Linked DNA regions of Homo sapiens: region 2 is linked to region 1. The links are chromatin loops, found by intact Hi-C in ENCODE. Cell type or tissue: B cell. All regions are shown on one strand. Each heading gives the region's core, and the rest is flanking DNA. Links, peaks and the distances in the headings are about the cores only. Region 1 has its middle 280 kb from the start of LINC02100. Region 2 overlaps CDH18 (cadherin 18).

What was found. A loop is a pair of places that touch in the nucleus more often than their neighbours do. Peaks named below come from ENCODE experiments on the same cell type or tissue, not always from the same donor. Only the 100,000 strongest peaks of a DNase experiment are listed, where the experiment ranks them.
Region 2: it touches region 1 in a loop (4-fold over the local background); 13 of 110 quality-filtered maps call a loop at or near these places.

Annotation. Positions count from the first base shown.
Region 1 is chr5:18,457,450-18,473,625 of GRCh38, forward strand. No RefSeq gene overlaps it. Among named protein-coding and RNA genes, the nearest start is that of LINC02100, 280 kb to the right of the region's middle. In B cell, for the core only: CTCF peaks have their summits at 8,842 (motif pointing right) and 9,045; a DNase peak (open chromatin) is centred at 8,842.
Region 2 is chr5:19,609,034-19,625,209 of GRCh38, forward strand. It overlaps CDH18 (cadherin 18), which reads right to left. Exons shown (of 13, transcript NM_004934.5): 6 at 3,401-3,568. Among named protein-coding and RNA genes, the nearest start is that of CDH18, 370 kb to the right of the region's middle. In B cell, for the core only: no CTCF peak of the experiment used is centred there; no DNase peak of the experiment used is centred there.

The sequences.
Region 1 (16,176 bases), core at 5,208-13,207:
CTGATGACATTGCAATTAATGAAGAAACTAATTTATCTGAAATATTCCACTAGTGTAGAAAATGTCCTGATTTTCAGTTGATTTAAAATATATATATTACTATTGCACAACACTCTAATTGAGTGCAATAAAAACATAATTGAGTTTTATTTTTATGTTATGCTTTCTTTTTTATAAAAGAAATCTTGGGAGGCCGAAATGGGCAGATCACAAGGCCAGGAGATCGAGACCAGCCTGGCCAACATGGTGAAACCCCATCTCTACTAAAAATACGAAAATTAGCTGGGCATGGTGGCGGGTGCCTGTAGTCCCAGCTACTTGGGAGGCTGAGGCAGGAGAACTGCTTGAACCCAGGAGGCAGAAGTTGCAGTGAGCCAAGATCTGTGCCACTGCACTCCAGCCTGGGTGACAGAGCAAGACTCCATCTAAAAAAAAAAAAAAAGAAATCATAGTAGATTAAAGAAATCATAGTAGATTAGAGTTCAAGATATAATATTTAGACATTATTTATTTAAAGGAAAATAGGAATTAGTTACATATTTTTTCTTTTAGCTTTGTAATGCCAAGTCTTCTAAGTCTCTCTTCAGTTATTCCAGATAGCAACAGTTTAAATACTCCTGAGGTTTTCCTCAAATGCTTTGCCTCATTTAAAAAAATTGATTGTAAAAATACAAAACAAATAGGAGTATACAAAATGCGGAAGCATGTTTATGAGTTAGTTATGGTTATTTTCATTGCTCTATGCTTCAAATCTCTATGGCTCAGTTTAATGGTGCCTGAAACCCAGATGGTTATGGACATGATAATCAAGATGCATCTGCCTCACTTGTTTACTCAGAAACCCAGACCAACAGAGGTTCTGTTGTCTTTGGAACATGACTCCCAAAGTCAACCAAGAATATTAAATCATCAGGTTGCCTAAGTTGATGGCAATCCTTGCAAAGTCCCTCTTTTTTTTTTTTTTTTAAACAAAATGTGTACCACTTGTTGTCATGCGTACTTTGAGAGAATGACTGGTCCAGGTTGAACAGAAGAGTTAAACAAATGAGACAGAATTCCTCAGTATATCTGGACTTGAAGTTCTTCAAGCAAGCTCTTTATTTCCCTAAAATCTGATGAAACTGTGAAATAAAAAGACAAAAACCCTCACACACAAATCTTATAAAATATGGAACAGGACCAGGATTTTTGCAATTAAAACTCCCCTTAAAAAGGAGTTGACCACCTTGGTAAGGTTCCTTTCTTGAAGTGGAGAAGTTCTTCATCAGACCCTGATTTTGTTCCCTGGAAGTCATCTTACATCCATTATCCACCCTGGCTACATGTAAAGTGAATGTTTGGTAACAGCCCTTTTTTGGTGTGCTACGATTTTTCCACAGATCTACAGTTTTTCAGGCTGTTTTTTTCTACATGCAAGCGTAGGCCCAAGTGGTGTTTTCCTGCTTGAATTGCCTAAGGTTATTTTAGTCCTAGTTTTATGATTCTTTGGTAAATATAATTGCCTAAAAGTGTCAGTGAGCTTCTAGGGTCTGCTTCCATATAATTCCATCAGCCTGTTTCTATCTCCAGACTTTTTACCTATTCACAAAGTCACTATCATCTACTTATCTTTCTTTCTTACAAATAACCACAGCAACTTTGAGACTCATCTCACTTTGTCCTATAGTTGAAACACTTTCTTCAACTGAAATGTTTTATTGGTTGCTATGGTTTGGCTGTGTCCCCACCCAAGTCTCATCTTGAATTGTAGCTCCCAAAATGTCCATGTGTTGTGGGAGGAACCTGGTGGGAGATGATTGAATCATGGGGGTGGGTCTTTCCCATGGTGTTCTATTGATAGTGAATAAGTCTCATGAGATCTGATGGTTTTCTAAAGAGCAGTTCCCTTGCACACATTCTATTGCCTGCTGCCATGTAAGACGTGCCTTTGCTCCTCCTTTGCCTTCTGCCATGATTGTGAGGCCTCCCCAGCCATGTGCAACTGTGAGCCCATTCAACTTCTTTTTCTTTATAAATTACCCAGTCTCAGGTATGTCTTTATTAGCAGCATGAGAATGGTCTGATTCACTGGGTATTGTTACTCAAAACCATTTTAGACAATGTTTGTAATTGGGCCCAGCAGGACTCATCCTTTTCAGTTGCCATGCCTTTGAACATTGAAGTTTCTATGTATTCCATATGATTATTGTTTAAAACCCAATCAGCTCCTACCTGTGCTCATTTCTTATTCATAATACCTTGCCAAAGGCAAATGACAACAACATTCTGGTTCCTTCCAATCACTTCATGCAGAGATACAGGCTTAAGCACATTAGGTCTGTTTTCTATGCAATCTCACTTTATAACATAGACAATTAGTCTGGCCATTAAGGAATTATTGCATATTTATATTTTTATAAAGGCAATAAACCATTTTAAGACAACAATGACTGACTTCTTACTAGACACAATAATACAAGCTCAATAAATATTTAATGAATGAATTCCTTTCTTTCATTTGTAATTTGAAGAATGTTGTCAGTTTTTCATAGTCTACCCCAAGAAAGATAATTTTATTTTATAGAGAAATTTAATAGAATAAGTTTGTATTTCATTGTTATTTAAAGACCCATATTAGAATTACATAGTTTGAATTTTATTGTACCCACTTCTCATTCCAGATTTTTTTTCTCTAATTATAAAACGAACATAATAACTTCAAAGTGTTAGTGACCAAAGAGTATTCCAAAACATGGAGGGAGACATCAGTTTTCTACTGAAAGCAACTCATTTTTAGACCTCAAGAGATGTGTGAATTCTCAGGAAGGCTACTCTGGCACTGTCTAAATTTCTATTTCTCTTCATGTTATTTATTCCATAGGCCAAAGGTTTTTTTTGTGTGTGACTACATAAATAAATGCACCTGCATTATTTTTCCTTGTGTAATTAAGATTGTCATTTCGTATGCACCATGAGTGCCCATTTTCCTTTACATGTTCCAAGGCCTTGTATCTTTGTGTATATCTTAATATTTACGTTGATTGTTGAACTGTTCCTCCTTGTCTGTATTAACGAACCATGTGATTATCCAATTACATGTAATGAAGATACATTTAAATCTGTGATTCTATAAACAAACATTTGAAAATGTCAACCACAAAGATTGTAGAAATCCTCTGTTATCTGTTAAATATTGTAGAAATAGTGTGCTGTAAAATGTTGAGATATATGTTTTCATAAAGTGTTGCTCATGTTGACAGTTTTATGAGTTAACATTCCATAGCCTTCCTGATATCTGACAGTTATATTTATTCATGCTGCATTCAGTCTGATACCAGAAAAAATTTCTTCTATTGATGAATGTGTGTGCCATGGTCCCATTTCTTAGGGTGACAATGCAAAAACTATTGAAACTACAGTACCATATTTTTGGGTGTCATCGTTTTTCATGATCGACTTCCAGTTTTGTTGTGTTCTGTGGAATCAAATGGGAAAGGATGTGTGTGTTTTTTAAATGCATATGATCCGAGGATCATTTTTTCCTAGTAGATGTGACAAAATTCAGTTTTAAATTATCTTCCATTTCCTTACAGTTATGATTTATGGCTCCAAAATAGTGCCAGAACTTTTGGCAATTTTCTTTTGTCTATATATATTTTTTATAAAGTTAAGTTTTTAATAAAAAGCTTAATATTAGGTCCATTTTGGAGTTGTGAGTCATATATATATATATATATATATCCTGATAAAATACATGGTTCCCAAGATATTTAGTCAATTCAGTTCTCTCTCTCATGTCGGTCTTCATATTTCAAAATGAAAGAATCTTCAAGATGTAAGCATACAAATCACACATAAGAAACATCTAAAAAAAGACCTCAAAAATGTATACAGAGAGTTCTATTGTCAGCAAAAATGGAGCAAGCTCACTCCAGCCTATTAGTCCTACTCTTCGCAACAAGAAACCTGGATTCTGGAAAGCTAATAACAGCAAGCAGACTGGGACAAAAAGTGAAAACTGAAGAAAGACCTGCATGCTGGTGAATTTCCCATTTTTTCCCATCATGTGTCTCCTAAGTATGGCTAAACTCAAGGAACTTTGAAGTATATGTGCACAACAAAAACTGCAATTTAAACAATAAGCTGGAGAGTTTAGGGTAAAATGTTTTTTTCTCCCTGTCCTACTCCAAGGACAACGTCATTTATTAAACTGCACTGCTAAAGTCTTGCTGCAGACAGCTAACACCTGATACAGAACAACTGCATCTCTGGCCAGAAGGACCAGGTAGAGGAGTCTATATTGTCCAAAACGTGTGGGAAGAGTCCTGCTATTTTTCTCCCTCTTTTCTCTTGCTACTTTGCTCAGAGTAAAACTACAATCCTCTGGAAATTTGCAATGAAGTGGATGTAAAGGAATTAAGACTCAGAGAAATCTTTGTTTTGAACTAAAGAAATCAAAGTAAGTGGCCCTTGGCTTCTGGAGGTTGTCAAGGAAACACTGGTGAGAGGAAAACTTGATCCTTTGATCCTGCAATTTTGTGTGTGAACCCATAAGAATCTCAGACTTACTCTTGAACTTGCCATTCACACAACAGCCTCAAAGAAGCATTGCAAAGGCTTGAGAGCTAAGTATTCTATGAACCATGTTTAAAATACGACATCCCACAGAATTATCCAGCCCATGGACAAACTTGTACAGCTCATAAGCTAATAATGTTTTCTACATTTTTTAAAAGGCTGTAAAACAAGCAAGCAATCCAGCAAGTTTGCAAACAGACAATTAATATGCAACATGGACCATATGTGAGTCACAAAACCTAAGATATTATATAGTCCTTTACCCAGAAAAAATGCTGATCCCTGATAGCCATTGTCCAAATCCAATACTAACCCCTAAATAGCATGTGCACAGGGTGGCACAAAGAGCACAGCATACTAACTTCAATTTGAATTGTAAAGACTAGTTACGCATCTCTCAAGTTCTAGAGCTATCAATTAAACAAAATAACAAGAGATACAGACAGCACACTATTGTCTATATGGTCTATGCACAATTCTATACACAACCCTAATCAAATCTCAGTAGGATATTTTGCAGATATTGATAAGCTGTTTCTAAAATGTATATGGAAAAGCAAAGGGAATACAATCCTCAGAATAAAGGAAGTGCACATTTTCAGGACTCATATTTTCTGATTTGAAAACCTACAATAATGCTACAATTATCAAGTCACAGGTAAATATGACAGAATAGAGGGCCTGGAAATAGATCCAAACAAAGATGATCAGTTAATTTTTGACAAATATGAAAAGAAAATTCAATGAATAGACCACTGCATTCAAAAATGGACTGTGATGTTTGTACAAATATCAAAAATATGAAAGTTGATGCACACTTCACAATTTATATGATAATTACTTGAAAATATATCACCCTCATCAGATAAATGCAAATCAAGGCTATAATGAGATGTTATCTCACACCATTTAAAATGGCTTATATCCAAAAAACAGGCAATAAAAAATGCTGGTGAGAATATGGAGAAAAGGGAACCCTTGTACACTCTTGGTGGGCATGTTGATTAGTACAGTCACTATGGAGAACAGTTTGGAGCTTCCTCAAAAAACTGGAAACTGAGCTAGCATGTGATCCAGCCATCCCACTTCTGGGTATGTCCCCAAAAGAAAGCAAATCAGTATATCGAAGGGATAGCTGCACTGTTTGTTGCACCACTGCTCACAATAGCTAAGATTTGGAAGCAATCTAAGCGTCCATCGACAGATGAATAGATCAATTAAATGTGGTACGTATACACAATTTTGTATTATTCAGCCATAAAAAAGAATGAGATCCAGTTATCTGAAGTAACATGGATAGAATTGGATATCATTACGCTAAGTCAAATAAGCCAGGCACAGAAAGACAAACACTGCATGTTCTCACTTATTTGTGGGGTCCAAAAATCAACACAATTGAAATAACGGGCATAGAGAGTAGGAGGATGGTTACCAGAGGCTAGGAAGGGTAGCGGGGATCTGGGGTGGGGGAGGTAGGGATGGTTAATGGATACAAAAAATAGGAAGAATAAATAAGATCTACTATTTGATAGCACAACAGGGTCACTATAGCCAATAATATTATGTTGGTGCTAAAGTAATTGTGCTTTTCCTGCTGAAAGTAACGGCAAAAACCACAATTACTATTGCATCACCCTTATATCTTAAATAACATTTTAAAATAACATGAAGAATGTAACTGGAGTGTTTGTAACTCAAAGGATAAATGTTTGAGGGGACAGATACCCAGTTCTCCATGATGTGTTTATTTCAGGTTGCATGACGGTATCAAAGCATCTCATATACTCCATAAATATATATACCTACTACATATCCACAAAAAAAATAAAAATGAAAAAAGAAATGCATTATGAAGCAACATGTAGAACGTAAAAGTGTAAAACTTTTAGAAGAAAAATTGGTAAAAACTCTTGTGAGTTTTTTTAGCAAAGTTATCTAAGATACCCAAAGCACAATCCCAAAGACCACATTATTAAATGGACTTCTATGATTATGAAGAACTTTTGCTATGCAAAAACAACTCTAAGTACAAAAAGACAAGTATGTGTATCCAAATATATAAAAAAATCAAAACCCAACAATTAGAAAACAAACAATCCATAAATATTGGACCAAAAATTTAAATAGACACTATACCTAAGAAAATATAAAGATGGCAAATAAGCACATGAAATTTGTATCATCATTGGTAAGTAGGAAAATAGTAATCAAAACTGTAATGTGATGTCATTATACACCTACTAGAATGGCCAGAACAATGTATGTGTCGTTGTTGTTTTTGAGATGAAGTCTCACTCTCTCGCCAGTGGAGATTGCAGTGATACGATCTCGGGTCACTGCAATCTCCACTTCCCAAGCTCAAGTGATTCTCTTACCTCAGCCCCCAAGTAGCTGGGATTACAGGCATGCACCATCATGCATGACTAATTTTTGTATTTTTAGTAGAAATGGGTTTCACCATGTTGGCCAGGCTGGCCTCTTAACTCCTGACCTCAGGTGATTGACCTGCCTTGGCCTCCCAAAGTGCTGGGATTACAGGTGTGAGCCACCGCACCCAGCAGGAACAATGTATTTTTATGTGTGATGATAGTAAGTACTGACAAGGATATGGAGCAATCAAAACTCATATTTCTTATGAAAACACAAAATGCTACTATACACTTTGATAAAGCCTTTCACAATAAATTATAGACTTAAAAGTGCATTTACATGAACAACTCATCCTACTCCTAGGTATTCAGACAAAGGAAATAGAAACTTATGTTCACACAAAGCCTGCAATAGTTATTTATAGCAAGGTTGTTCATAATCATCAACAACTGAAAACAACCTTGTGAATGGATATACAACGTATAGTACATTCGTACACTGAAATGCTGCTTGGTAATAAAAAGAAAGTAAAGATTGATGTATACAACTACATGTATAAATTTCCAATGCATCATTCTAAATAAAAAAATGCTAGATTCATACTTCATAATTTTATTCATATGGCATTCTGGAAAAGGGGCAGCTACTTAGGACAAAAACAGATCGATTGTTGCCAGAGGTAAGGCTGGGTTCGGGAGACGACTATAAAGGGATAATAATAAAAAATTCCAGAGGGCAATGAAACTGCTCTGTATCTTTATTCTGGTGGTAATTATACAACCCTATGCATTTTTCATAATTCCTACAACTATTAATCAAAAAGTGGACATTTATCTGTATGCAACTTTGAAGCTAAATTTTACAAACATAAGGAAGATAGACATGGCCTCCCATCATTCTCATAAGGTTAGGGATACTAAATCATCCCCATTTAAAAACTGAAAAAAAAAAAAAAAAAACTGAGGCTTTCATTAGTGTCATAGTGAGGACATACCTGGCAGAGCAGGTGTCCACCTTTCCAGCTTCACATGGGTTTCAATTAATTAATTAATTGTGTTTACTTTTAGAATAAACATGTTTTGTTATAGAATTTATATTTTCTTCTGACCACAAATGTAAGACTCTTTGCTACAGAAAATTTAGAAAATCTAGGCAAATCGAAAAGAATTAGAAAACAATTGTGTGCCACCACCCAATATTGTATATGGAAAGAAGAGTGGCAGAAGAGTGAAATTGACCAGCATAATCAATGTATTATTCTTCACATTAGCTTGGGGACAGAAGGACCATTGTAGATTACAGGGCATATCTCAGGAACATAGTCCATGTGGTTGGCAATGCAGAACATATGGGCGGCAAAACAGGACACGTTCAGTCAGCAGAGCAGGAACCCCACCATCTCATGGAAACACCGGCTACGTTTACTTATTGCTCTATCAAGCAGATTTACTGAATTATGTGTAATTTCTGACAGAGTATATTAGACCAAAAGATTGTGACACAGATTGAAACTTAGAGTAAAATGTTCCCTTACTTTTAGTACGTTGTTCAGAAGCTTTATTTCACAGAGATAGCATAGGCAAAAGTGAAAGACAGGCTGTTCACTCTGCACTCTTGAAATGGCGTCCATTTCTTGCTTCTTGTATACGCTAATTGTACTCTAAGTCGGTGCAAATTGTACTCTAAGTCGGTGCAGGGTACAAATGTATTTGTTCAAAGAAAGAGAAGCAACATAGAACTAATAAATCATATGACATATACAGTGCTTTCTTTCCTGATCAGACACAATATTTTCAGTGCTGTGACTGGCTGGGTGGTATCTTCTTGCTTTGTTTTGTTTTTTCCCCAATAGTCCTGAGACAGTACTGGAATCTCAACTAATCCCAACCATTATTTGCTGCCAGCAGAGGGCAGTAGAAGGCTTCCACAGGACGACTTGAAAGAAGGCTTCTAAGAGCTACTAAGCATAAGAGGGTCAGATTAGCAAATAAAAACCCCATCAAGACCAGGGACACTGACATTTGAGGAGGTAAAAGGCACTGCGACAAGAATTATGTGACGTATGCAAGCACAAGCTAATAGTCACAGAGGGGTGGTTCAGTCGCATAAAGGACTTGATGTATTTATTCGTTCATTCTCCCACCGAGTTATGTATTTAGCACCATCCAACCTGACTACAGTTTCTTCATTTACTGAGGTTCTATAGTGCTGATAACAAGCTCATAAGATATATGAAGACTGCTTAGTGCTATTTGCAAAATATCACTGCAGGTTTTTCTTTTAACTCTAAAATCTCTCAAAATATAAGACAGGACTATTTGATCATCGCATTTTAGGAAAATAATTGCCACCACTATCATTAAACCAACTCCCTCTGTACAGGTGCACACCAGTTGTAAATAGTAGTCTAATTCCATGTATCTTAAATGTAAAAGAAGTGTTTTTCTTAGAATTAAAGAAATATACTAAGACTCACCTAAGTGTTAGGCATATATCCACAATATTAAATGAAGGTGAATCATTTATCACACAAGCATGTAAAAGTGGTGAGCCCACAGCCAGGACAGGAACAAACAATGCCTTCTGGCAAGTTTCACTGAGACTTGAAAGATGAATTATCATAAGGTAAGAGTTTAAAAGGTTGAGCTAGGACAGAAAACCCTGCTGAGAGACAAATAATTCTCAAAGAAACTGCACGTGCAAATCTTCTGACACAGGCAAAAGTGTGGAACACTCAAAAAACAGAATGCAATCCAATGTGGCTGAGCAGAGAAAGTGATGGGGAGGAATTTATGCAATGAGACCAGGGAACTAGATCCAGAAAGAAGCATATGGGGTCTTGTGGGCTTTGTTAAATATTTTGGAGTTTATTATAATGCCATTTGGAAACTATTAGATGGATTCAGCAGAAGGAAAGTAAACAACATAAAATTAGAGTAAAGCAGTGTGTTTTCAAACAAAGAGCAAAGACTTGGGGACCACCATAATTGGGTGTGAAACTTGGCTCTACCACTTACAGACTTTATGGCCTTGGCCAAATAACTATATTTTTTCATGTCTAACACCTAACAAAATAAGTAGCAAGCAGAAGTCAGAATTCACACCCAGGTGTGTGCGTGTGTGTGTGTGTTTGCGTGTGTATACAGAGTCATAAAAACTATGTCATTATCTCTGATAGTAATTGTACTGTGAGTGGCATCATTTCAAGTGCAGACCTTAGCCATATAATTCTTTGATTGATTGATTTAGACAGAGTCTTACTCTGTCACCAGGGCTGGAGTGCAGTGGTGCGATCTCAGCTCACTGCAACCTCTGCCTCCCGGGTTCAAGTGACTCTCCTGCTTCAGCCTCCCGAGTAGCTGGGATTACAGGAGCTGCCACTACGCCCAGCTAAGTTTTTGTATTTTTAGTAGAGACGGGGTTTCACCATGTTGGCCAGGCTGGTCTCGAACTCCTGACCTCGTGATCTGCCCGCATTGGCCTCCCAAAGTGCTGGGATTACAGGCGTGAGCCACCACGCCCGGCCAGCCATATAATTCTTAAAGTGTCAGATGCCAGAGGCCAACTTTAGATTTTTGTCAACATCTCTCTTAGAGGAGTGGACAAGTAAAACATAACACAACTACAAATTAATAACAGCAGTGATCCTTTTTTGCTCAACCAAGACCTCAGCAATTGTGGTTGGAAAAAAGATCACGGTGGAATGACTGTTAGCAAACTACACTTGGGATCTGAGAGTATAAATCTGCATGGCACAGAGTAGGAGGCCTTGAGTAGGTTTCTATCTCTGGAACAGAACTATATAGTAAAACTCTCTACATCAATGTTAGCATACCTGTTTCAAAATCAAGACAACAGGCAAATTCAAGGAGTGTGGAAAGTATTGAGATGACTAAACAAGGATGGAAGTAAAACTGAGAACAGACACATTACAAAGCCAATCTTATATACAGGTTTTAATAAGACTAGAGCTTTGGTGGCCAGGCGCAGTGGCTCACACCTGTAATCACAGCACTTTGGGAGGCCAAGGCAGGTGGATCACAAGGTCAGGAGATTGACACCATCCTAGTTAACATGGTTAAACCCCGTCTCTACTAAAAACACAAAAAATTAGCCGGGCGTGGTCGCGGGCGCCTGTAGTCCCCACTACTCGGGAGGCTGAGGCAGGAGAATGGCGTGAACCCGGGAGGTGGAGCTTGCAGTGAGCCGAGATCGCGCCGCTGCACTCCAGCCTGGGCGACAGAGCAAGACTCTGTCTAAAAACAAACAAAAAAAAAACAAAACTAGAGCTTTGGAACATGTATACAAGGTCACATTTATTACCCTTTTTTCACAGACAGCTGAATACTACTACCAATATAACAAAATCCACTAATTCTAGAAATTTACCCACACACACGCTTTAACAAATGCTTTAGTTAATTTATTTGCATAACTTCAAATACATTATCGCTGAGTTTTTCTGCCATGATTATATTATTATATGGTATCAAAAAAGCTAATGAAGTGGTAGCACCGACTCAAACTATTACATTTACAGCATTAAAAAGATAATTTCTCTAATTGAGGTAAATAGCAAAGTAGTTTTAGATTGCTTATCATAAAAACAATGATCAAAATGAAAAGAAAAAGTTATTCCAATCAATTTTAAGCCAAAACTATTGTGTGTGTGTGTGTGTGTGTGTGTGTGTGTAGTAATAATGGTAGTTGTAGCTGCTGTCATAGCAGTAGAGATTGCTGTTGTAGTAGCAGCAATAGAGTTGCATCCTTAACAAGGGTTAAATCAGAGATAGGGTTTGGAGACAGAGGGTAGAGTTACAATTGTACATGGTCAAATTTAATTGCCCTGGACTGGAAATTAATACACCAATTCCCAATTCAATAAAACAATTTTTTTTCAACAGCACAGACTCAGAAGATATTTAATTTAATATCTATTTGGAAGCAAATGTCACTGCTTATACTCAAATACTTGTCCAAACTTAAGAGAACAATGCCTATTTCCTAATATACAACCCACCCTTTGTCACCTGAAATGTTTTACTGAACTGTCTGAACCTTGGTGTAAAGTGGGAGTTGCTAAAAAAAATAGATTAGAGAACTTTATAAGCAGATATAATAATAGGTTATAGAACTGTATAAGTGTTATCTATTAGGTTCTTAACTATGAGCTGACTGCAAAGTTATCCAACAAGTAGACTGTAACCTCTAGAAAGAGAGAAAAGGTCTGACTGATTTTCTATATCCTCATGGGACATAAATGTACGTGTGTGTGTGTGTGGGTGCGTGAATATACTTAAAATCATATAACAAGACTTAACTTTTTATCATGGAACAATAAAAGCAATTAATCTTCCATGTACCACAAAATCTTAATCAATGCTTAAAAAGTGTCTCACAGACCACATTATGTGACTTTACAGTTAAACAAGGTAATAATTAATACAAACTAGAAGAGCAATAAAACAAACAAAAAGTAAACGTATTCAACTATATATTTGTCCCAAGCCTGCAAAACACATATTGGACCCAAAAGTACATCAAACTTTAACTAAAAACAAACAATTTATCTGTTAACAACAATAACAATTTCACAAGACCTAAAATATTCAAAGCTGTACTCAAAGAAAAAAATTATACTATTGAGAAAATTTTATTTGTGAAAGCATACTTTTATTATTAAGCTAGACACTAAAAGAACTAAGAAATTAAAATAAGTAATATATGATAGTAAACAATATTATAAATAAAGCAGGGATCAACAAAGATGAAAGTTGGAAGTAATCTGCTATAACAAACTCAAAAAATAAATAACCACTAGAATTTAGAAGTAAAACCAAAGACCGGCTTTTTGAACAGAATAATAATCAACTGATTGTAAAGAAGAAATGAGAATAATTAATATATTTTAAGGAAATCAAGAAATATATTGAAGTAGTAGTATCATTTCAACAGTGATTACTCTGAGGAAATAGTGAATGTTTTTAAGTTTACCGATGCATTGGAAGTTGGAAATGAAATTGTTTAAAGCCTTTTTATTGTCTTAAGTGCTGAGTTTTCAAATAAGAACAATAAATATATTCTCCCTTTGAAAATTGTCAATCTGCTAATTTCATATGGACTAATTTAAAAAAATTGTAAGTAATAATTGAAAAGTGGCATAAAAAGTAATTCTTTACTATGAATTGAAAAATCAAGTGATTTAAAACACGTTATTTTAAATTTTAATTTGTCCTGTATGTGTTATGCATTTGTTGCTAGTGATGATCATGTTTGTGAGGAAGACAAAAATAATAATTTCAAACACTTTCTAGACACCGATATAATCTAAACTTAAATGTTTATAAATTATATCTATGTTTTATATCATCTGAATTATACTTAGTTAATTATATACCAATTTATAATAATTTACTTTATTGGATAAATACAAGTTTTGATTTATTTTGGGTGAATACATTTAAAAATATTTATATTATATATTGTTTTCACCCATAAATGTCAATTGATGTAAATATCGATTCTCATGAATATATCATAAAGATTTTTTTAAGATGCAATGCAATGTTTATGATTAATTTAAAACATTTCTCATTGTAGCCTAAAGTAACTTGAATGATTTGGCTCTTTTCTCTCCAACTGCTTTTTTTTTTTTTTGAGACCAAGTCTCACTCTGTCATCCAGGCTGGAGTGCAGTGGTGTGATCTTGGCTCACTGCAACCTCTGCCTCCTGGGTTAAAGGGATTCTTGTGCCTTGGCCTCCCAAGTAACTGGAATTATAGGTGTGCACCATTGTGCCCACCTAAATTTTGTATTTTTAGTGCAGACAGGGTTTCACCAGATTGCTGAGGCTGGTCTTGAACTCCTGGGCTCAAGCAATCCACCTGCCTCAGCCTTCAAAAGTGCTAGAATTACAGGCATGAGCCACCACAACTGCCCTCTAATTGCATTTTGTATTTTCTTGACATTATTCTGTCTTTTCTAATCTTTCAGTAACTCTAATGTTTGGTATAATTTTTCATGTCTAGCCATACTGCATATTTTTTGGCTTGAAATTATCTCCTGGCACATCGTTGTGGAGTCCAATTTCAATCTTTCCTTACAAGAGAAGACCCAAACCAACAGATTTTACTTGACCTAGAGATATACTCTATTGCCTTGTAGTTTGGTTTAGTTTGAATTAACTACCAACATGTAATTTACAGTATATCATGTACACATTAATATGTCAAATTTGTCTTGAAAAATTCAAATACCTGGCAAAATAGGGCCCTAATACTCATGACATTTTAAAAATCCAAAGCTGATGAGAGTCTCTGTTATGTTTTAGATCTTAATTTCCAGCACTCTAAGTTGCCTTAAGCATCACTGCGTCATCCATTCATTTACATGATCCATCTGACCTTTGTAAGAATCTGAGTCTAGAAGAATCCATCATCAGAGGAGGAGCCAAGATGGCCGAATAGGAACAGCTCTGGTCTACAGCTCCCAGCATGAGTGATGCAGAAGACAGGTGATTTCTGCATTTCCATCTGAGGTACCGGGTTCATCTCACTAGGGAGTGCCAGAGAGTGGGCGCAGGTCAGTGGGTGCGCGCACCGTGCACGAGCTGAAGCAGGGCGAGGCATTGCCTCACTCGGGAAGCACAAGGGGTCAGGGAGTTCCCTTTCCTAGTCAAAGAAAGGGGTGACAGACGGCACCTGGAAAATAGGGTCACTCCCACCCGAATACTGCGCTTTTCTGACAGGCTCAAAAAACGGTGCACCAGGAGATTATATCCCGCACATGGCATCCGAGGGTCCTATGCCCATGGAGTCTCACTGATTGCTAGCACAGCAGTCTGAGATCAAACTGCAAGGCGGCAGCGAGGCTGGGGGAGGGGCGCCCGCCATTGCCCAGGCTTGCTTAGGTAAACAAAGCAGCCAGGAAGCTGGAACTGGGTGGAGCCCACCACAGCTCAAGGAGGCCTGCCTGCCTCTGTAGGCTCCACCTCTGGGGGCAGGCACAGACAAACAAAAAGACAGCAGTAACCTCTGCAGACTTAAATGTCCCTGTCTGACAGCTTTGAAGAGAGCAGTGGTTCTCCCAGCATGCAGCTGGAGATCTGAGAACAGGCAGACTGCCTCCTAAGCGGGTCCCTGACCCCTGACCCCCGAGCAGCCTAACTGGGAGGCACCCCCCAGCAGGGGCAGACTGACACCTCACATGGCCGGGTACTCCAGCAGACCTGCAGCTGAGGGTCCTGTCTGTTAGAAGGAAAACTAACAAACACAAAGGACATCCACACCAAAAACCCATCTGTACATCACCATCATCAAAGACCAAAAGTAGATAAAACCACAAAGATGGGGAAAAAACAGAGCAGAAAAACTGGAAACTCTAAAAAACAGAGCGCCTCTCCTCCTCCAAAGGAATGCAGTTCCTCACCAGCAACGGAACAAAGCTGGATGGAGAATGACTTTGACAAGCTGAGAGAAGAAGGCTTCAGACGATCAAATTACTCTGAGCTACGGGAGGACATTCAAACCAAAGGCAAAGAAGTTGAAAACTTTGAAAAAAGTTTAGAAGAATGTATAACTAGAATAACCAATACAGAGAAGTGCTTAAAGGAGCTAATGGAGCTGAAAACCAAGGCTCAAGAACTACGTAAAGAACGCAGAAGCCTCAGGTGCCGATGCAATCAACTGGAAGAAAGGTTATCAGTGATGGAAGATGAAGTGAATGAAATGAAGCGAGAAGGGAAGTTTAGAGAAAAAAAGAATAAAAAGAAATGAGCAAAGCCTCCAAGAAATATGGGACTATGTGAAAAGACCAAATCTACGTCTGATTGGTGTACCTGAAAGTGACGGGGAGAATGGAACCAAGTTAGAAGACACTCTGCAAGATATTATCCAGGAGAACTTCCCCAATCTAGCAAGGCAGGCCAACATTCAGATTCAGGAAATACAGAGAATGCCACAAAGATACTCCTCGAGAAGAGCAACTCCAAGACACATAATTGTCAGATTCACCAAAGTTGAAATGAAGGAAAAAATGTTAAGGGCAGCCAGAGAGAAAGGTCGGGTTACCCACAAAGGGAAGCCCATCAGATTAACAGCGGATCTCTCGGCAGAAACCCTACAAGCCAGAAGAGAGTGGGGGCCAATATTCAACATTCTTAAAGAAAAGAATTTTCAACCCAGAATTTCATATCCAGCCAAACTAAGCTTCATAAGTGAAGGAGAAATAAAATACTTTACAGACAAGCAA
Region 2 (16,176 bases), core at 2,611-10,610, 1.1 Mb after region 1:
AGTGACTTTTTAACCTATCCAAGAATAAGTTATGCAACAACCATAACCCAGAATAAAGTTTTTAAAAACTAGAATAGGAAATGGCAGAATAAAATAGATTACCTTTAATGAAAGAACACACACTAGGGAATTTTATATCTTTAGATGGATGATTTTCTCTAGAAGGAGAAGTACACATCGTTTGTGTACTTTGAGTAGAATTTCAAGCCATAGATGGGCTGATTTGTTTTCTTTCACTATGAGTCCTTTTGTTTTGCTTTGTTTTGTTTGAGTGGCTCCTTTTCCAACACCATGTAGCCCAGAGGTAGGCATCAATTTGAATTAAATAGTAGCTACCCTTGTAGTTGGGCATGCATTATCCAGTCTCTATGCTCCTTTTTCACATTCCTGATACTGACAAGCAGCCTGTTTCCTCCAAGACATTTATCTGACTTGTATCCTAAGCTACTGAGTTTGTAACTCTCTAGAGTAGAGACATTGTAAAGCAAATTACTAGCTCTAATTTACTACCTCTCTAACACTTACTCAAAGCCTATTTACTTCAAGATAAAGGGATAACTAATTACCATGCAATATAACTAGCCTACTCACTTTCTCAAGCATGGTAGATTAAGCATGGAGGAAAAAACACTTTGAGAGAATATTTTTGCAAAATTTGTAGTTAGGGATGTTTATTCAAGTGTCAATTGTAAGAAATATAACTGTCTCAGACAGGTGATGAGAGAAAGAAGTAGAAAGGGCAACTGTAAAAACCTCACATTAAGAGAAACAATTCAACTACTGGATCCATTTGATGACAGGATATGAACTTTATAGAATTTGAGCTGTGTATAGACTTGCGCATGTCATGGTATTTTGTGAATACAAGTCCTTATATTATTTCTTTTCTCCAAGCAGTTTACAATACTTCCCCACTAGGTACATAGCTGTTTAATAAGCTGCAATTTATGGATAAATTAAAGAGCACTTTACTACAAGCTACTTTTGTCATGGTGACACCAAACTGTTGCAAAAGCAGAATTGTTTTGTTCAAATGGAGTGCGAAATAAAGTATCTTTTAAGAAACCCCAAGTGTAAACTTCTGATTGTGTAGTGCCTCCTTTTCAAAACTCTAAGAACACCTTGAAATGCAGCAGGATTTACATCTGTCAGTCATTCTGCCAGAATGTTACTGACTGAAGAAACATAGAATTCATTAGACACAATGAGTTAACTCAGAGAGTATACACTTATTCTGTTTTGTCAGGTAAAGTGATTATTTTCACTGTACACTGATGCTTCAACAATGACACTATTATTGATCAACATAATAAAATTAGGAACAAATATCTCTTTATTATATATCTATATTCATCTATATGAATAATATTCCTTATATCCATCACAATTAAAATTTTCTGTACATCTGCAAAGTCAATCTTAATAAACCTGTAATTTTAATAATTATTTTAGGAAGAAATGGAGAAAAAGAGAGAGTGGGAGATGCTATATTTACTACAAACTAGCATTTACTGAATCCTATGATTTACAACCTGAGTTTTCTGTCTATTAAGGCTACAATATGAATGTACATCTTTAAAATAGTGGTGGTAGAATCTATTTGAAAACAAGATAGGCAAGTTGGTATCCTAAATTATAATAAAGAGTATATTCTGTTGAGTCTGAATTATCGCTTATTATCTTTATCTTCAACTTCAATTGTACCAATCTATGAAATAATAACATTTACCTCATGTATATGCACATTGTTGAACTAAGTGATAACATTGATACAAAAGTTCATCCTAATCTGCAAAATGGTTTAAAATTTAATTATATTTTATGGCTCAATAAAATATGGACTTACCTATGATATATACTTTCTTCATAGAGCAAACGCCACATGAATGCACCAGGTAACATTATCTTATCTCTGGCATCAACATTTTAAAATGATTTTTATTTAACTATGACTATGATTTGCATGTATTTAATAATAATCTTTTAATAATGATGGTTTGACAGAGTATTTAAATTCAACTAATTTACTCACTAAGAATCATTTATCAAATGCTGGGCCCTCACTGGGCTGAACACCTAAGTTCGCAAAACAATTAAGCGTCTTCCTAGAGGATCTCATAAGTGGAAGGGGATCTATGTACCTGCAGAAATTAGTATAACATGAACAAGCACGCAAAAGTGCTGTGCAAGGGGATCTATGTACCTGCAGAAATTAGTATAACATGAACAAGCATGCAAAAGTGCTGTGCAAGAGGGAAAATTAGTATAACACGAACAAGCATGCAAAAGTGCTGTGCAAGAGGGAAAAAAGAGTGAGTAATTCTGCAACAGGAATTAATTGCAAAACTGTTCTAATTCTGCAACAGGAACTTCAGAGAAACTTGTAGCAGGGATTTTAACAAAGGGCCGTGAATAAGGAAAAATTTTAGTTGAAGTAAGGACGTACAAAGTGTTATTATATTTTAGGAGGAGGCAGTATTCCACAGTGTCTAGGCCTGAGGTGTACTGCAAATGCTATTAAGAGACAAGAGATAAAGTTGAGAAAGGCATTTCGCGCTGATTTGAGAAGAGCCTGTATGACGTACCAAAGGATCTAATTTATGACAGTTTTTAGACATCATTTGTAAGAGGAACATAAGAGACAACTCCTCTGTAGGATATTTGTGATTATTAGTGACTGTCGTATAAAATGTTATCTATAGTATCTTCCATTTTTAAAAACTCAAATATATTATAATTATATCCTTTACATTCAGAACATGTCATAAACACCATCTCCCTCCAAACCCACAGGATTCATATTTCTCCTCTCCCCCCAAAATTGCCTACTGAATTATGCTTTCTGTTTTCAAGTCTTATATTTTACTCTGAGACCTCATCTTATCATATTAACTTCAACTTGCTTTTGGATGATGCGTGTGTGTGTGTGTGTGTGTGTGTGTGTGTGTGTGTGCATACATGCATGCATTTGTATACAGCATTTATTCATAACATGAAGAATTTTTTTAAAAAATTCAGTCACAGAATGTATGGAATAATGTTGCATGAAAAGAATGTTCACATCAAAATACCTTTTCAACATCTCCATGAATACTTTAAGAATATACAGATACTTCGCCAAAGGCAAGATGCCATTTTTTAGTACCACCACATCATTTTTAATATTTAACTTGATGCCAAATGAAACTCCAACTCTGAACACATTCCCAATTATTTCCTAGGTTCAGAAGACAATAGCTGGAGTGATTTCATGAGTCTTACATGAAGAAGGGTGATCATATAGTACAAAAACAGAACAATTCCACTTAAGAAAACAGTAACATAACACTGTTCAAGTATTTCATTTTACTTTACATAAAGAGATAATGATAAATTCAAATCATGGAAAACAAATACGTACTTTGAGGAAAGCGTGGTGGGTTGTCATTGACATCGGTTAAGGTGATGTTGACTGTTGTAGATCCTGAAAGCCCTCCAACTTGCCCAGCCATGTCTTTGGCTTGAATGACTACGGAGTAATGTTCTCTGGCTTCTCTGTCCATGTTATGTAAGGCCGTTCTAATAACTCCTGTAATAGATATATTTTAATAAACAGTATGAGCTATATAATAAGCAAGTATCAACAAACATACACATACATATTTTAAGAAATGTCTTTTAAAATAGCATATTTTTGGGATAAAGTCACACGTCTGAGAAAAACAATATCTTACCAATGCATGAATACTGTCTCTTTGAAAAATTTACTTATCCCATGCCCCAAACATCCTATTAAGTAAATTAAGATGTCTATCTCTCTGCATTCCTTAAAGTAGATGGTCCCTCGGCCGGATGCGGTGGCTCACGCCTGTAATCCCAGCACTTTGGGAGGCCAAGGCGGGTGGATCACAAGGTCAGGAGTTTGAGACCAGCTTGACCAGTATGGTGAAACCCCGTCTCTACTAAAAATTAAAAAAAAAAAAATTGGCTGGGCGTGGTGGCGCATGCCTGTAATCCCAGCTACTCATGAGGCTAGGCAGGAGAATCGCTTGAACCCAGAAGACGGAGGTTGCAGTGAGCGGAGATCACGCCACTGCACTCCAGCCTGGGCGACAGAGTGAGACTCCAACTAAAAAAATAATAATAATAATAAGTACATGGTCCCTCAAGGGTAGTCCTGCCACCCTATTCCTAGTGCTAGTGTGCTGAACATTTTACAATTTGAGCTCCTCAGAAGTTTCAACTAAGGTGGTCATATTGATTTAAGCAGAGGCTAATTTTCATCTTTATAGAACAATTTACATAGCTTCCTGGCAGAGTTATCAATGTTTAATGATGGAAAACATTTGAGGAGTTTGGACACTTAAACAGAGATTATAGGCAGGAGGCATATTAACACGTATCAAAGACTAAGAAACTCACTATTTTTGTTAGAAAACAACTTTAAGGAGAACTAGATCTAAGTATTTAGGCAAAATAAAGAAACTGATAAGGTTTATTCTATAAATCATCTGTAAAAAATCACATTTTTTATCTTAGTAGTGCAAAGAGGGACGTTTAACATTTTTGCATGATGAACCCTTGGATTGAATAAAGAAATGAAAAATATTAAATACCCATCTGTGATTACGCATACATAAACACCCACCTCTACATACATAAATTTAATAGCTCTGTTAATAGAGTCTTACGTTTTAAAGTTAAAAACGCATATTCTGGAGGATAAAGTTTACTCAGGGTATATTAACTATGCCATAACATAGAATATTGTCCTCATGTCCATGAGATAGATTATAAACATGTGTATAAATATCTGTATATCTATGTGTATATATGTATTTATATGTCCATCTATATATGCATATAATTATAAAATATAAACATATTTGATCCTTCAAACATAAGTCATTTTTTCATAAATGTATTTTCATTAAAAATATTTGAAGCATGTCATCTTTAATAAATACACCAATGACTTTCAATCAAACTCGCACTTGATTAGTTACAGTACAATTCTTAAGAAGTTGTCAATTATAACTGTTACCTATAGGCTTTACCAAATACTTTTACAGACAATATCTTAATTTATGAGAAGGAGTTATATATTTATGTTAAAAATAGCCTTTAAAAGCAGAAAGGAGTATTCAATGACTTGTTTTGTCATATTTTGAATATAAAAAAGTAAATCACTATTTTCTTTTTTTTCTGAATTGATTGGCTAAGTAATAATGACTTTGAGAGGAGAGCCTCAGGTATCAGAAAAGAAGATCCCATAACTTTCACATATTGTGAACATATAATTGAGGGAATTCAGAAAAATTTTCCTGAAGCTAAATAGAAATGAAAATTATTCTTATCAAAATAAATTATAATAATATTATAATAAATGATTCATCTAACTCATGCATATGAAAAAGCCTCAAGCACCCTTATTAAAAAAACAATGTTTTATCTTACGATAATTACATTAGTAGGAATTGAATTGATACAGAAATGAACAAGCAAAGAACTTATGAAAGAAATTTATATTTTCTACCACTTGAAAAAAGTAAAGCTGTCTTTCCTAAGGAGAATTAATTATAAATAGGACTTGTCTTTGGTGGGGAGAAATATGAGATTATTATCAAAGATAAAGGTTTACAATAAAATCATTAGTGAGTTTTGCAAAATAGATATGTAAAGGTAAAACTAAGTATTATGAAGTGAATGACACATATCTACAACCACTTCCAGGATGAAATGGGAAGAAATTTGCCAGCCAAATTTGCTCATGGATAGAAAAGACCATATCCAAAACGGACACATACTTCTCTGAAAGGATTGTCTCGGGATTAATTTAAAATCACAACTCTTGGCTGGGCGCGGCGGCTCAGGCCTATAATCCCAGCACTTTGAGAGGCCTAGGCAGGCAGATCACGAGGTCAGAAGATTCAGACCATCCTGGCTAACATGGTGAAACCCCGTCTCTACTAAAAATACAAAAAATTAGCTGGGCGTGGTGGCACGAGCCTGTAGTCCCAGCTACTCAGGAGGCTGAGACAAGAGAATTGCTTGAACTTAGGAGGTGGAGGTTGCAGTGAGCCAAGATTGCGCCACTACACTCCAGCCCGGTGACAGAGGGAGACTCCATCTCAAAAAAGAAAAAAAAAAAAAATCATAACGCTCTCTTCAGGATGGCCCAGCTGCATGTGCTTAGCTATGACCCCTCCTAGAGACATATAGATAATCAGAAAGTGTTACAGCCAAATTGCCATAGCAACATGATTTCAGTAAAAGATGATCACTTTCTAACCTGGAACCCAGACGCATTTTCTGGGATCACTTAAAGTACAACTGATACACAGTAACTTCTTATTTCTCCTTTTAAATAGACTATATTTAGAGCAATTTTAGGTCCTTTCACTGTAAAATTGAGCAGAAAGTACAAAGAATTCCCATATACCCTTTACTTCCTCCATGAGCACAGCCTCCCCACTAACAGTATTCCATACCAGAATGGTACATTTGATACTATTGATGAGCCTACATTGACACATCATTACTCTCCGAAGTCCAGATTTTACAACAGGGTTCACACTTGGTGTTGTATATGGTATGGGTTTTGACAACTATGGCAACATTAAACTACTTCATAGTATCAAAAAGAATAGTTTCACTGCTCTAAAAATTGTCTCTTCTCTATCCCTCCCCTCCCTCAACCCCTGGCAACCACGAATCTTTTTACTGTCTCCATAGTTTTGCCTATTTCAAATGTTATGCAATTGGAATCATACAGTTAGCCTTTCAGATTGATTTCTTTTACTTAGTCATATGCATTTAAGATTTCTTCATGTCTTTTCACAGTGTGGTAGCTCATTTCCTTTTAACTCTGACTAATATTCCATTATCTGCATGGACCACAATTTATTTATTTACTCACTTACTGAAGGGCATCTACTTGCTTCCAAGTTTCAGTGATTAGAAAGAAAACTGCATAAACATCTACATATGGGTTTTTGTATAAACACAAATTTTCAACTCATTTGGGTAAACACAAATAAGTGTGGTTTCTGGATTGTATAATGAATTTATCTGAAATTGTGAACAGTGTTGAAATAAGTTAGGGGAAAATGGCAAACATTTATATCTTACCAATATTGTGATAAAAAATTTTTAAATTAAATTCAAGAGTAATTCACAGCCTACGTTCCATTCTCACAATGCTTAGCATAATAGCTGTCTTTTTTTTAACCGAATAAAATATATATTATGAGTAAACACACGCCTACATCCTCACCACACAGATACATACATTGATTCCCCCCCACCCAAATTTTATGCACGAAGCTACATTTGAACATAGTGAAAACATCAAGCAGAATGATCGTTTTAATTAAAAAAATTGGTTAAATGTGAAGCTATACAGGCAAAATGATCATATGCAATGATTTTCTCAGGAAATTTTCAGATTACCTTGTCCTAGCTTAACTATTGCAATGCTCCTTTTCATTTTAAACAGTGTGGCAGTTTGGATGATCAATTATTTTGTCATTCTAACTTTTAGAATATTGTTATTGGTTTTCAAACTTGTGTTTACAATTATCCTGAAGTTTCCTCAATGATCAAATTGCTCATATTTCAGTCCCCAGAAATTTTGATTTAGTAATCTGAAGTGGGACTGGCTTACACACATCTCCAACAGACTATTGCGTTAATCTCTTCAGGCTGCCAGAACAAAATACCATAGGCTGGGTGGTTTTAAAAACAGAGATTTATTTCTCACACTTCCAGAAGCTAGAAAGTCCAAGATCGAGGTACCAGATGATTTTATTCCTGGTGAGGTGTCTCTTCCTGGTTTGCAGATGGCCACCGTCTTACCATGTCCTCACATGGGCTTTCTTCTTTGCAAGCACTGAGAGGAGGATGGGGAATCTCCTTTTTTAAATTTTTTTGAGCCACTATTTTCATCATGAAATGACCTAATCTAAGCCTAACTACATTCCAAAGGCCTCATCTCCAAATACCATCATATTTGGGGTTAGGAATTCAACTTATGAACTCTAGGGAGGTCGGACACAAATATTCAGTTTGATTTGTGTGCAAGTGGTTCAAGACCATATGTTGCTGAATAGGCAACAATTAAAAAGGCAAAGTCCTGCCATTATGTTTCCATGCATTTCTTCACATTTTATCTTCATCATGTCATGCCAACAAATGTATATGTATAGGGATCAAATAGGCACATAATATACAAAATGATGTGCATTTTTCTCAATTGTAAAAGGTAAGCCAATGGATAAAGATAGAATAAACTATATAGACATAGTCCAAGTAAGAAAGTATGTTTTATTTGTTTGGTTGGCCATTTCTGTCATGTATCCATGTATCCAGTATTTGCAAAATAATTTACCCTTGTCTTTGATAAAATCTTACTAAGGGAACACTGTGTAGCCTTTCCATTTAGTACATTTTTAAAGCCAAAAATACAGAGCAGCAAAATTAATTTCCATAAATTACTGCATTGTGCATTTGTTTAAAAATAAAATGCTTCTCTTTTCAATACATCCTAGGTAAATGGTTACGGCATATTCTAAATGTTTGTTGGAAAGGCTTCACTGGCAATGTTTACTTCAAAAATTTTAACTTGAATTGTTGCCTCTTATTCTCTTGTGATGCTGGGTTGAATCAACAAGATGTGATTACCTGTGTATCATTTTGTTTTGTTTCTTATTACTTCCCTGGTAAACAATTGTAGGTGCCCGATTGCCTGCAAATTACCTCTGACTACTGTTTTCCAATCACCTTGATATGTAGGGGCTTGTAATTGGGAATTACTCTCTGCTGTACACAAGTTCATAACATTGAAAATGCATCTGTGATTATAAACATTACTTGTTGAGCTTGAGTCACTAGCCTACCATATGTTTATGCCTCCTGACTAATAATATTCATATAGCAGTAGATCCTCCAAAATGTTTTCTTGCATTTTTACCCACTAAAAAGAATCCAAGATGAAAATGTTGTACACATTTTGTTTATTAGATAATACCACAGAAGACTGCAAAATAAAAATGCCTAACGGGCTAGAACAAATAAACAAGCCTGCACATTTAAATTCTTACAAAAACCTCCAAGGTAGACACACATATTTATGAGAGAAAGTGGTAAGGTTCCTTCTATGTCTAAACTACACATGTGTACTTCTGCTTATTTTTCTTTCTTTTTTTTTTTTGAGACAGAGCCTCACTCTGTCACCCAGACTGGAGTGCAGAGGTGCGATATCTGCTCACTGCAACCTCTGCCTCTCGGGTTCAAGTGATTCCCCTGCGTTCGCTTCCTGAGTAGCTGGGACTACAGGCATGCACCACCATGCCCAGCTATTTTTTGTACTTTTAGTAGAATTGGGGTTTCACCATGTTGGCCAGGCTGGTCTTGAACACCTGGCCTCAAATGATCCACCCACTTTGGCCTCCCGAAGTGCTGGGATTACAGGCACGAGCCACCGTGCCTGGCCTACTTTTGGTTCTTTTTCTTAATTTGTTCAGTTTTTCATTTATTCATTTAACATCTATTATTTTACAGAAAATGGGTAGGACTCCCAGTGTTTCTCCAATGGGACATGTGGACCACTTAATAACTAAATCATGTAAAGTGCTCATTATCGTGCAAATCTACTCACATCTTCGACCTACTGAATTAGAATCCAGGGCAGTGGGTCCCAGGCATAAGTTTTGTGACAAGTTGCCCCAGAGATTCTTGTGAATGTACAAATTTGAAATATCTATCTATTTACCCACATATGGTACCTGGCCTTAAGGTTCTCATATTTCATTGGAGGATCTGCTTATGCAAATTAATATGAGTACTAAGAGATTTCGATATATGTAAAAGTTTCATTAACCATTTTCTAAATGAAGGCACTAAACATCTTGGCAGCAGTAAGTCTTCTCTTCAACTGCCTGATTATGGTGATTTAGGTACCTATAAAATTCTTTATGTTATCTACACAATTTATATTTAAGTATTTTAATATTTAGTATATTATATGCTATATATATTACACATTCTGAATTTTCCCAAACGATTTTATGAAGATAATGCATCTTCCATAAATTCTTGTCTGTATAGAAAACAAAAATAATCAGACATTTAACGGATGCATATCCATCAGCAGCATAATCCAGAAATCTGTTTTCTTCATTCATCATTGGCAATTCGAAGTGTGCTGAATGTGTTTCTACTCTGTATAAAATGTGGGATATAAACACATATAAGATACAACTTACGAAGTTGAAATGCTATGATTAGAATGTTCAATGATATGGAAACAGATATGCAAATCTGTACAGTAATACAGAAAACATTTTAATAAACACAAAACACAGACTTCAGAGACCATAGTGATCACAATGGAAGCATATGAATGAAGAGTACCTGTGGGGGAAGGCCATGTTTGTAGGCTGTGAATTGCATGGAGAAAGCAGGGTATTCATGGAAAGGGCACTTGACATGAACCCAGGCTTGGGGTCTGGAATATGCATGGCAATATTGGACAGTGCACAAATTTAGCTTCAGTGGAAAGTGTTAGTGAGACAATGGCAGAGATTAGGTACTCAGTGATTAAAATACACCTTACATTTAAAGGTTAATTTTAATTTTTACAAACATTCAATATTTTGTTTCTCAAGTGGCTGAAAGTTTAAATAATTCTACTGCTGCCCTTGTGGAAAGTCAAGATTGACCAAACTTCCCTATTTGTCAGTCACTGTTACGGCTGCGGTTTAGCCAGGGTATGGTTGTCTCTATCTCTACTGGTAAATTTAGCACATTTGTGACTCCAAGCTTCCAGTGGGTGATGGATTAAAACCTCAGATTTTATTTTACTTATAAAGAAAAATATATATGAAATTATATTAGACACTGGCATCTTAAAATTTCTTCTAAAACACAAGCTACTTAGCTGCAAGCTTGATGGATTAAAACCTCAGATTTTATTTTACTTATAAAGAAAAATATATAAGAAATTATATGAGACACTGGCATCTTAAAATTTCTCCTAAAACACAAGCTACTTAGCTGCAAGCTATGACTCATGGAATTAGCAATCATAAATTCATAGAGGTAGACATTTTTATGCTTTAGTAGGAAGATTCAATACTTCTCTATATGTTTTTTCTCTTCCTACCATGAAAATTGATGGTGAAGTAGTTTATTTCTGCTGAGGAGAAAAGGAAGGATAATTCACATGTTTTCTGTAGAGAATGTGAATTAAGAATTCCTTAAGGGAATTCCTTTAGGGTATATACGTCGTGTATTTATTTCCACACACTCTATTAGAATGTGAAAAGAAAAGCTCGAAATGTCAATAACTCCTCTCAGATCACAAGATTACCAATCTGGAAAATTTGAAATCATACCCGGGATTTCCTGACACAAAAATCTTCATGCCACAGTGGCATTAGCTCAAGGAATTTAGCCCTTGTAACTTGCAGAGTTTATAGGACAGAGTTGGTGTATTTTGAGAGGGAGAGATAGAGAGAAAAGAGAAATAAAGAGGAGGAGAATAAGGAGGAAATGAAGAAGCAGAATGAGAGAGGGGGGACATGATCATAAAAGTGGTCACTATCTAAGAATTTGAAAATATACATCAGGCAGATGTAGTTATTTTAATACATCACTAAAGATGTTTCAAACTTAGAATGCTTTTTTTTATTTTTGCTTGCATTTTATTTCTGTTATTAGTATTCAATGTGATCTGTGTTTTCAAAAGCTCTGTCTTTCTTGCTGATATATTTAATAATCATACTGATAAAATCATAGGGCTGCCCAGGGATTCTGCAAAGGGCTACTCTTCTCCAGATTGCCAAACCTTCAGCACAACTACTCCATTCAGCAAAATGGAATTTACTAACAAATTTAGATAATTTACTAAGAGCATAACAGATGCTCCTTGACTTACGATGGAGTTGCATCATAATAAACCCATTACAGAGCTGAAAAATGGTAAGATGAACTATCATGGGTAAGAGACTATCTAAATATGGCAAAAAAGAAAATTAAACTGTAGACTTTCACAATAGGTTTACCTGTGAGTAAATATCATTAGATAGCACAGGAAAGTATCACTTTTCTGCTTAAAGAGGTGTAATTTGCCACTCCCTCTTGATATGAAACTCATTGCACATAGTCAGAAGCCCTGTGGTTTAGCCTAAACAAGAACCCAGGTTTTTTTTTTTTTTTTGGATGTAGAAATTGATGTTTCTGGATCATAAGGCAGTTCTATTTCTTAATATTGTGTTGAATTCCTATGCCGTTTCATTCCCACCAACAGTATGGCTCTCCAACCTCATCAACACCTGTCTTGTTTTTTGATGATAGCCATCCTAGCTAGTATGAGGTGATATCTCCTTGTGGTTTGGATTTATATTCTTCTGATGACTAGTGTTGTTGATTATCTTTTTATATACCTGTTGTCCACATCCAATAGAATTATAATCGGGATCTCATAGAGATACCTGCACTCCTATGTTCACTGCTGCATGAACCTCAAAGACATTATGTAATGTAAAATAAGCCAGTAACAGAACAAATACTGCATGATCTTACTTATATGAGGAATCTGAAAATGTCAAACTCACAGTGTCAAGAATAGAATAAATGGTGGTTTTCCAGGGGCTGAGTGAGAGGGAAATGAGTTGTTGCTGTTTAATGTGTATAAAGATTTAGATGTGCAAGATGAATAAGTTCTAAAGGCTGTACAACACTGTGCCTACAGTTAATGATACTGTATCGGACACTTAAAAATTGTTTAAAAGGTAGTTCTCATTAAGTGCCATTACCACAATTAAAAAACAAAATAAAATAAAACAGTAAATAATGCAGCCAGTAACTATATATTGAATGGGACATTATTTTTTGTGCTCTTAGTCACATCCTTCTGCTTTCCAGAGTTGATGGAGCATATAGAATTCTGTTGCCATGTGTGCATTCATGAAATCATTCACACATTTGTCTTAATAATTGTTGTTTCTGGATGAAAAAATAAGAAAGAAACAGCTATGGGATCCTGCTTCAAATATTTCTCTACTGTTGGCCAACAGACCCTCAAATAGACTTTGAAAGGATGTCTGTACCTTGGCAATGTGATTTCAGAAGCAGCCTCTCCTGGCCAGGTTAGATTCTAACAGCATTGGAATCAAAGGTCCGCATTGTAGGGAATTTCCTTCAAGAGATGGCAGAAACATGGTAAGTAAACTCGGGTTACTGAAAGTTCTGATGCCAACTGCTCAGGATACAGTCTTTTGTATAACAGAAAAAAGAGTGAGAACTGGAAAAATAAGGTCCATCTTGTTTCAAGTGGCCATTAGCCCTTAGGATCTTCTCTCTGTAGAGAACCAACTATCAATGCTACTATCGCTACCATTTAGAGAAAATGATCTTGGCTTGAGGGATTAACGAAGCCTCCTATAAATTCTTTGACAATAGTCCCATCAGTCATCTGGGTCTATTTGCCTTCTCCTTAAATTTGTGCTGGCCTGTGACTGCTTTAATCAAGGCAGTACAATGAAAGTGACATTAGCAGTTTTTGCTCTGTTCTTGAGGGGTTTAGAAGCTGCTGCCTTGATCTCTTTAGCCTGTGAGCTTTCTGGTAAGTGATCTAGCTAGATTGTTAATGACACCATGTAGAGAGGCTCTGCAATCACATGGAGAAAGTGAGGCATCCAGCTGGGCCTAGTCTCCTAGCTGTTCCTACTAAGGCACTAGGCATCTCACTGCACCCATCCTTGAACTTCCCTGGACCCATCCTTGAACCTCCACACAAGTTGATATGTCAGATGGATGCTTTACCCAGTATTCCAAACCAACGTCATACGGATTAAGAAATTGCCTAGACAATCCCTGCTAAATTTCCTGGCTTCCAAAATTCTTGTTTTGAAAGCTCTCCATAGTAGTTTGATTTACCCCAAAGGAAAACCAGTTATGTTTGGTTTTCTAGATCAATTGCTAAGACCATTAAATCATACTATATATTGTGTACCTACCATGTCCTCTTGCCTTCCTCTCTTTCTGCCTCTCTTCCTCTCACTGTCTCTCTCCAGAAATGGAGTGCATGACATATAGAGAAACAAACATAACTCACAAATGGAATATTTCAGCTATGGTCCATTGTAAGCATATTTCATGAGTTCAGGTATATGTTGTATTTAGAGGATAAGCAAGTGAAGGAAAATGAACCTGACCTCCAAATAATTGCTGTTTAGTCAACACATAGAACACGACTTCCTGTAATTAATGAATAGTTATAAAGAATTTTAGCATCAGGAAACTTACACTCTATGGGGAGTATTGAGATTATCTATGCTATTTATGGGATACTATTAATCAAGAAAATTAGAAAGATAACTAAAAACATTTAAATATCCTATACAAGTTATATTTCATTTCTAGATTTAGTTAAGTATGATTTCCCAAAATAGCTTATTCATGTGGCTTATAAAAAATTTGTGTGCTCAAATTGCAAACCCATATGAGAAATATTATCATATAGACATATGATGCTTATTTATTCATTGGCATATTTTTATCTTATTCTGCTTTTTTTTGGTTTTTGCTTTGATGGTTTAAATGAGTTCAAAAGATGAGATGCTTTATGTAGATTTTTTTAGTCACAGTTACTATTAGAGAAAGGGTATTTAATATGAATGTCACAAAAACACTTGGAATACGTGTTGTTGAGACAACTATATTTAGAGTCATATAATTTTAAATATATTAAAACACTACTATATAAGTATATACATATATCAATGACCATCTAGTTCCATTAGTAATGATATAATTGACAACATAGGTCCATAAGTAACTGAACATTGATGATTTCTCCTGCATTACCAATTTAGTTATTGTGACATCTGGTTTCCTAATTTATAAAAAATGATTTATTTCTCTTTTATATCATGATTTAATTTATAATGCATTATGTCACACTCCATTATTATTATTATTATTATTATTATTATTATTATTATTATTGAGATGGAGTTTCACTCTTGTTCCCCCAGCTAGAGTGCAGTGGCGCCATCTTGGCTCACTGCAAACTCTGTCTGCTGGGTGCAAGTGATTCTCCTGTCTCAGTCTCCCGAGTAGTTGGGATTGCGGGCGTGCACCACCATGCCCAGCTAATTTTGTATTTTTAGTAGAGACTGGGCTTTGCCATGTTGGCCAGGCTGGTCTTGAACTCCTGATCTCAGGTGATCTGCCTGCCTCAGCCTCCCAAAGTGCTGGGATTACAGGTGTGAGCCACCACCCTGGCTGCCATACTCATTAATCTAAAAAGACATGGCCACTTTCCAGCAAGTTGGCTGTCATGTTAGGCATGCTATATGTATATACAATATATGAATATTATTAAAGCATGCCTACATATCATATACATGTTATTTATGTCACATGTAGCAAATATGCAGCACTGAAGTAAACACATATATCTGATTCCTAAAATTATTAAGATTTCAGAGATATGTATATGCTTTTTTCCTTTAGCATATAGTTTTAAGTAGAGTCCAGAATTGGGCCAAAGTAGCCAGAACTTTATACACCCTCCTTCATTCTGTCACTGGATGAGTGCTGTCCTGGAAATGGTGCCACTTCAGGAAAGGTTGAGATAGTTCTGAAGGAGCTGACAGCTGGAAGTGTGCTGCTGAATGCACTCCCCATGCTGGAGAGCAAGTTTTTCCCTAAAGGAAGCTCAGGACCACACGTCTCTATGTCTACCAGACAGCAAACCTGCTTTGTTCCCCTTAATCTCTAGTACAAGCCCTTCCGATGTTGATTAAGGTTGCATGCTACACTGAAAATACTAAGGATAGAGGTTAAGCAAGTGTGAGATCATGAAGAGTGGCCTTGGATTCCTTTATCCTGAGAGCTGTAAACAGTTATTCATTCCTTCAATTGGTAGCTATAGAATGCCCTCTTGAATCCAGGCACTGTTCTAGGTGGAGAAAATTGCTGCCCTTGTAACGGTGGCATTCTAGGAAGGGCAGATTAGTGAAAAAAAAAAAAAGATAATTAAATCATACATAATAATACCATATATAGCAGATTAGTTGTGGTTAATGCTCTTATTTTCTGTGGTTCTCATGTTGCCACATCCAACAGGTAATTGCTGTCCTCATACCACCCTCAGTAATACTGGCCCCAGGCAATTATGCCTATCCT